3 separate regions of the Mus musculus genome follow, and regions 2 and 3 are each linked to region 1. A link is a loop called in an ENCODE intact Hi-C map of the cell type or tissue named here. Cell type or tissue: heart. All regions are shown on one strand.

What was found. A loop is a pair of places that touch in the nucleus more often than their neighbours do. Peaks named below come from ENCODE experiments on the same cell type or tissue, not always from the same donor. Only the 100,000 strongest peaks of a DNase experiment are listed, where the experiment ranks them.
Region 2: a loop joins it to region 1, with 5 times the contacts of the local background. A loop is called at or near these places in 2 of 42 quality-filtered maps.
Region 3: it touches region 1 in a loop (7-fold over the local background); 9 of 42 quality-filtered maps call a loop at or near these places.

Annotation. Positions count from the first base shown.
Region 1 is chr8:90,792,678-90,795,177 of GRCm38, forward strand. No RefSeq gene overlaps it. Among named protein-coding and RNA genes, the nearest start is that of Gm19935, 23 kb to the right of the region's middle. In heart, a CTCF peak has its summit at 1,296 (motif pointing left); a DNase peak (open chromatin) is centred at 1,234; H3K27ac peaks cover 215 bases.
Region 2 is chr8:90,953,737-90,956,236 of GRCm38, forward strand. The region is part of intron 3 of Chd9 (chromodomain helicase DNA binding protein 9); the gene reads left to right. Among named protein-coding and RNA genes, the nearest start is that of Gm39221, 100 kb to the right of the region's middle. In heart, a CTCF peak has its summit at 1,194 (motif pointing left); a DNase peak (open chromatin) is centred at 1,695; H3K4me3 peaks cover 1,517 bases; H3K27ac peaks cover 1,656 bases.
Region 3 is chr8:91,018,722-91,021,221 of GRCm38, forward strand. All of the region lies in intron 25 of Chd9 (chromodomain helicase DNA binding protein 9), which reads left to right. Among named protein-coding and RNA genes, the nearest start is that of Gm39221, 39 kb to the right of the region's middle. In heart, a CTCF peak has its summit at 1,269 (motif pointing left); no DNase peak of the experiment used is centred here.

The DNA.
Region 1 (2,500 bases):
CTAAAGTTTGCAAGACCAATGGGCCTCTCTTTCCAATGATGGCCGACTAGGCCATCTTCTGATACATATGCAGCTAGAGACACGGGCTCTGGGGGGTACTGGTTAGTTTATATTGTTGTTCTACCTATAGGGTTGCAGACCCCTTTAGCTCCTTGGGTACTTTCTCTAGCTCCTCCACTGGGGGCCCTGTGATCCATCCAATAGCTGACTGTGAGCATCCACTTCTGTGTTTGCTAGGCCCCGGCATAGTCTCACAAGAGAGAGCTATATCTGGGTCCTTTCATCAGCTTGCTTTCTTATAGAACCCAAGACTACCAGTGCAGTGATGGCACCACCCACAATGGGCCCTCCCCGCTTGATCACTAATTGAGAAAATGCCTTACAGCTGGATCTCAAGGAGGCATTTCCTCAAGAGAGGCTCCTTTCTCTGTGATAACTCCAGCTTGTGCCAAGTTGACAGGAGGTGGGGAGGAGGAGGAGGAAGAGGAGGAAGAGGAGGGAGAGGAGGAGGAGGAGGGAGAGGAGGAGGAGGAGGAAGGGAAGAGGAGGAAGGGAAGAGGAGGAGAGGAGGAAGAGGAGGAGGAGGAAGAGGAGGACTTACTTTGGCTTATTGTCAGTTGCCAGTTCCAGAGAGTTTGGTCCATGATCTCTCAGATCCATTGCTTCAGTCATCGTATGCCGAGCTGATCACAGAAGGGCACTCTGCCTGCAATCCTCAAATTTGGAACCTGAAGCTGATGCAAGAGTTCCAGACCAACCTGGACTACATAACATAGCAAGACTGTGTCTGGAAAATAAAATAGCAGGGAGGAATGCAGCTCAGCAACTGAATATGCCTGACATGCACAAGGCCCTGGGTTTGATCCCCAGTGCCAAGGGAGGAAGGGAGGGGGAGGTGGGAGGGGCATTGAGCACAATTTGACACGGGAGAAAGGAAGTAGGCCCCCAGCTTCAGACTATAGATAGCTCTGAATCCTCAGTTTTTGCCTGTTCTTGAGAGCCAGTCTATGCAACTTCTAGGACGAGCGTCTTCTTGACATTCCTGAGTGTTCCTAAAATGGCTCATGCTTGCTATCCTGGCTGTGTCTGCTCAGCACAGTTAAGGAAGGTGACAACAAGCTGTCTCTCTGCACACGACACGAGGGATTACAAAGGAGACATCTTTGGCTTCTGGATTCCAGAGTTTTCTCCATGGCCCCAAAATCCCTGCTCTGAGAATGTGCAAGACATCCATGCTCAGGGCTGCCAGGCTGGCCTGCATCTCTTTGCCTCTCCTGCCCTCTAGTGGTCACTCCCCATGCTGATCTTTCCACACCATTTTTTTGCTACTGAGTTTTAAAATACAAAACCTGTAAAGAAAATTCTTGCAAATGTATCCAATGCTCAGTGGAACTTCATCTAGCTTTATATGTATTCGACATATCTATTTCTATATGTAGCTTTAAGATACCTTAAGGCTGGACTTATAGTTAAGTGATAGAGCACTTCCTTACCCAGCATACACAAGATCCCAGGTTTTATTCCCCCAGCACAATAATAATAAACTTACCTGTGCATTCATGTACCAGATGCCAATCCCACAAGCTAGGCCCTCTTCAGGAGAATCACAAGTTCAAGGCCAGTTTGGTCTATATAGCTAGTTCTAGGCTAGCTTGGACTTTAGAAGGAAAACCTAGTGTGTGTGTATGTGTGTGTGTGTGTGTGTGTGTGTGTGTGTGTGTGTGTGTGTGTGTGTGTGTGTGTGTGTGTGTGTGTGTTCTATTTTAAGTGTGTGTGTGTGTGTGTGTGTGTGCGTGTTCCATTTTAAGTATATTTTATAAACTTATTACATGTTATTATATTAACATATTATATATAAATAATAAGTTAAAATGTAGCTTTTATGTTCATGAAGCCCTAGCTAGAACGACTAAGAGTAAAAGTTCTAGTCAAATGTTCAGTGCAGTTGATGGTGCTGCAGAGGATACAGGGGATGCCCTAGAGCGTCCTGAAAGGCATCCTGGGAAAGTGAGAGTGAAAATATGAAGGGTGAGGGACCAGAGCTATGATGGCAAAAAGCCAGGGAGTTAGCAAGTCAAAACTTCTGTGTCCAGGGAGAGTAGGATGAGCTTGAAGAAGGGAACATAGAGCTGTGTGGCTGGAATGTCAAACACTGGAGCCTGGGATGGTGGGAATACAGACGGGAGGACTACACGGTGGTCTTCGTGTGAATCTTTGTCTTTATTAAGATGAACCGTTCATTCTCCCTTTCCTCTCTCCCTTCCTAGCCCCCTCCTTCTTCCTGTCTTCCCTTCCTCACTCTTCTTCCTTTCTCCTTCCTTCTTTGCTTCCGGTTGTAAACCCTGGCTGCCCCTTGGGACCATCTAGTCAAAACCTCAGCCAGCAAGATCATTAGGGCTAGGATGAGCATCTCTGGTTTTTAAGGTCTCCCTGGGTGATTCCAGTGTGTGGCTCCAGGAGAAGCCTCCTGGAGACCTAAGAAAGCCTGAATTGTTCGCTT
Region 2 (2,500 bases), 160 kb after region 1:
CACTGCCTGGCACTAACTAATTACTAAGTGAGACTGGGGTTCCTCTGCCTTGACTCTGCTCTCAATGCTGTCCAGATTGGTTCTTCCAGGGCAGTTTGGAGAGTTTCATTTCTCTTGTAACCTTTAGTTTTCCCAACAGGAACTATGATAAAACACTGCTTTCACACCAATATCAGATGACTTTTAAGGAACAGCTGTAAAGGGGGCATTAATGCAAAGATAAAGCCTGGCAGTGGTGGCACACATCTTTGATTCCAGCACTTGGGAAACAGAAGCAGGTAGATCTCTGAGTTCTGGCTACAGAGCAAGTTTCAAAACAGCCAGAGCTATACAAAGAAAACCTTTCTTGAAAAAAAAAAGTAAAACAACAACAGAAAAATAAATTTGGGTTATGAAGTAGTGAAGTTTTAACTATTTAAAGACAGATATTGCTTACTAAGATAGTCTCTCTCTCTCACACACACACCTATATAAAACTTTTATCAATGATCAAATTCAAGAGTCAGGTGTGGTGGCATATGCCTCTAACCTCAGGCACGGTAAGGCAGAGGCAGGTGAATTTCTGTGGGTTCCAGGACAGCAGAAGTTGACTCTGTCTCAGACAAGGGAACAAAACCAAAACAAATTCAAGTCAATTTATTTATTTTAACAAGACATTAAATTTAAATTTCATCTGTCATAGGTTTAAAACAGAATATGAAGGGGAAAGGCCAAAGAGATTGAGATTTTTGCTGGAGAATCAATAGGTTCATGGAGATAATAAAAAGAGTTTTATTTCTCAATTTAAAAAGTAACAGTTGTTTGGTTATTGCTGTGAAAAGAGACTTAATTGTGAACTAGTCACTTGTGAAGTGGTCATTTGCATGACCTGCTCTTTAACCCTTTGTTTATTGGCAGCTACTTTTTGTAGTTTAAATGTTTTATTATAATTTTGTGAAGAAAAGTATTTTTCTCTGCTAAAAACTGCATTGGATTAAAAAAAAATATTCAGCCACATAAGGCCATTTCTCCACTGTCTTAGTTCCCAGATGTTTTAAAAAGAAAGAAAAGAAAAAAAAACCATACTTTCATGGGTATTTTTAATGCGTTACTGTAGGGAGCGGCAGATTGAGAGTTAACGCCTTTCAGAGGGAAGAACAGTCCATTGGGGGTTAAACTGCAGAGTCTAATGGAATAATAACTGGTAGCACCATCTGCTGGCCTACTTCCGCAGAAGGAGTCAGTATTTTTAACGACATCTCTAATATTCATGCTGATGCGTTTTGATGCTTTGTGCATTCATTTCTTTCTGTGCTTTGTTGGAATCTGCTTACAGCTATTGAGGCAAGAGCTCGTAGGAGGGCTTGCAGCCTTTATCCTAGCTAAAGAGGATGAACAGCAGACGTAAACTTGCCAAGGCAGGAATGTGTTGATAAATCAAAATGTGTATTTGTGGACGGCTGTGCATCTCTCGGTTGCAGCTTGCTAAATAGGCCATTTAGGAGTCTTCTTTCAATGCTTTTTCCTTGAGCACTGCCTGGGGTGGTGAAAAAGCAGAGGGCAAGCCTTTGTCTGACGCCAAAAATGTCTTCAGTGAAGAGGCCAAGAGGAAGGGTAAGTGAAGCCTGAATGAGTGGGAGGAGGAGGGGTTCTTTGGGCTAAAAGGCTAATGGGATTGAATAACCCTCCTCGTTACTGGCTGCTGCAGCGGCGGCAGGAGTCGCACTGCATCGCCATCTTGAGCTGGGTGCTGTTTTCTCAGCCTGGGCTATTTGTTGTCGTCTGTAGGCCTTAAGGTGGCATTTTAGAGACCGTGTCCTTCTGTCCCCAGTGCTGTGACACTGCTCTGACATCTTGATGAGGCAGGTATAGAAAAGACACCCAGTAGAACACACTGGAATCGGCATGAAAATGTGCTTGGAAATTCCTGGGTTTTTTCTCTGCTGTAGTCACAGTCATGTTTACGGGTAAGAACCTAGCAAAACTGATCTAAGCCTATATGGACGAATGTGTGTTTGGAGAGGAAATTCTTTTAAAATGCTCTTGGTCTGTTTCCTGTGAGACTGCTAAAATATTAATAATTGTAATATAAAACTGAAAAGCTTGCTTCTTTCTAAAATAGCTTGAGTAAAATTATAATAAAGACAAAAATCCACATTTAACTCTTTCATGAGAAAACTAAAACTTTCTTTGATTTTAGATAAGAGAATGCCTGTTTACTAACTAGCTAGCTATGCTGCTGCATTAAAATAATTTTGTGTTCTCTTTCTTGTCTTAAAACAGGGTTTTTCTTTTTCTAAGGAGAAGTGATTCTAAGTTACAATAGCTATTTTTTTAATTTATTAATTTTGAGTTTTGGAAGAAAGATGAAAGAAAAGACTTTCATCCTAAGTGTAAATAATAATCACAGGACAAAATCTGAAATAACCACATTTCTATGCATTAGGAGTATCAACCGATCTGTCTCCCCTTAACCTGTATTTGCAAGTAGCTGAGCTGTGCTCTGTCCTAACTTCCAGGT
Region 3 (2,500 bases), 230 kb after region 1:
GTACTCAATAAATACTTGCTGACTAATTGCCTCTTTTCCTCTGGCTATGACTGACCTACTGACCTACTTTTGGTATCCTAGTCAATGTTCTGTTGATTATTCTTTTTCTTTTTTAAAAATAAATACATCTCTTTGGATTTTATTAAGTTTACATCTCCTCCACCTTAAACACAAATTTGTACACAAAATGCATCACGTTTGAACACAGTGTCTCTTCCACCATATTAATACTCCTTTTGATGTCATAGACTCACTTCTTTTATGTCAGGAACTTGAAGCCGCTGGCCATGTTACTTTCTCAGCCAGGAAGCAGAGAGTAGTAAACTCCTGTGCTCAACTCTATTTCTTCTCTAGAGCTTAGGGTCCAGGCATAGGGAATGGTGCCCCGCAGAGTGAGTAGCTTTTCCCCTCTGTTACGCTAATCCAAATAACCCCTAACCCAAATGACTCCTCAGGTCATTCTAGAGTCACCAATGCGATGTTTGAGAACAACTATCACACATCACTTACCACTTAGCTTTCATTATTTGGGGTTGTCATCTTGGTGGCTTAACGTTTTATATCTATTCTAATGTTTTCAGATCTCTATCTCAAGTCTGTACCTCTTACTTTAATTTTACCTTTTTATACTTGCCACGATTGGTTACTATGATTAGAACATTTTCTTTTTCTCCTTTCTCTGCTAACCCCTCCTTTCCTCAGCTCTATGGACTAAGCCTGTCTTTCTGTGTCTCCAAGTCTGTGCTGGGCCACATAGGGCCACATATCCAATACTGCATCATGCTATTGGTCAGGAATTCCTGCAGGTGCCTCTTTACAAAGTCAAGGGCATCCGTTTAAATTCATTGCAGTTATTGGTACTAAGCATATTTTGAATGGAAGATTTAACCTAGGAAGTCTTAAAGGGCCTTAGGCAGGAAATACCACATCATTTTCAAGGCAGAAATCAATCACTTGGGAGGCTGAACCAGAGTGAACAAAAGTTTCCTGTCTGCCTGATCTGCATAGTGAATTCTAATCAGCCTTGCCTCCATAGCATAGCACAGCCTTCAAAAACCAAACAAAACACAATAAAGAACCAGAAAAACCCAGCAACACATGTGAGTCTGTCTTGTATCCCTTTTGCTAACAGTTTACAAACACCTCATGTTCCTGTGGCACTCGGTTTGAACTACCAACTGTATGTATACTGACTGATGCTTTCACAAGCAGGAGCATGGGCAAAGCTTTTCATCACAAAGAGCCAGGCTTAAAGCGCCACCTGGTGGTGGACAAGGGACATTGTTTGATCCCATTTCTCCTCCTTTTGAGTTAGAAACTCCATCAAAAAATAAGTATTTTGGGCTGGAGAGATGTCTCAACAGTTAAGAGCACTGACTGCTCTTCTAAAGGTCCTGGATTCAATTCCCAGCAACCACATGGTAGCTTACAGCTATCTGTAATGGGATCCAGTGTCCTCTTCTGGTGTGTCTGAAGACAGCTACAGTGTACTCATATACATAAAATAAATAAATCTTTAAAAAATATAAATAAATAAATATTTTCTTTAGCTAAGTTTCTTTATCTTTTTTTCAACTTTTGAAAAGTGCAGAAAAATCATTCTATTTCTCTACTCAGTCGAAACATTTTCAGTTTTGGTTTGTTTCATAGCGGAGATACAATGAAGTACCTGCTTAAGGTGCTAACAGATTATCAGTGTCGCATCCCCCGAGTTCTTTCTCCCCATGGGCTAAGCCCTTCTGAAGACAACTGCGAACCACAGAGCTGAGCCACTCATCATCCTTTATCTCCTCGGGAAACTCTTTGTATGTGCCTTCTCTCTCACAGCTGTTGCTGGTCACATGAAGGGGTCTTTGTCGGCTCCAGGAGCACATTTGTCAGCTTGTTTTTATATGACAGCCAAATTATTAAAGAACTTTTGGCATAGAACTTAATTATTACCAGGAAACTTAACAGTTAAGATCTAAATTAATTGCTAATTAATTTAGGAAATGATAGTGATCAGACAGAGATAGTATTACTTTGTATTAGATTAGTTTTCTGACTCCTTAAAAATTAATAGTGTCATGAAATCAAATAGTAAAATTCTTAGTCTATTTTGTTTTCTGTAGTGTAGTCCACTCAGTTTCTACCCTTTGACTACTGAATATCAGGAAACATGGACACATACAGGACACACACACGCTAGCTATTAAACATTAGGAATGTATCTTTTATCCTATACTTGTTCTAAATTACCATCAAAGAAATAAACAGGCCTACAGGTGATGTCACCTGCATCATTTGGAGAACGTTTCAGGGAGAATGGTATCATGGGGTGGGAGGGAGTAGACGAGTTATTGCCAGCTCGCTGTTATAAAAACAGACAAACTGCCAGGTGATGGTGGCGCACACGTTTAATCCCAGCACTTGAGAGGCAGAGGCAGGTGGATTTCTGAGTTCAAGGCCAGACTGGTCTACAGAGTGAGTTCCAGGACAGCCAGGGCTACACAGAGAAACC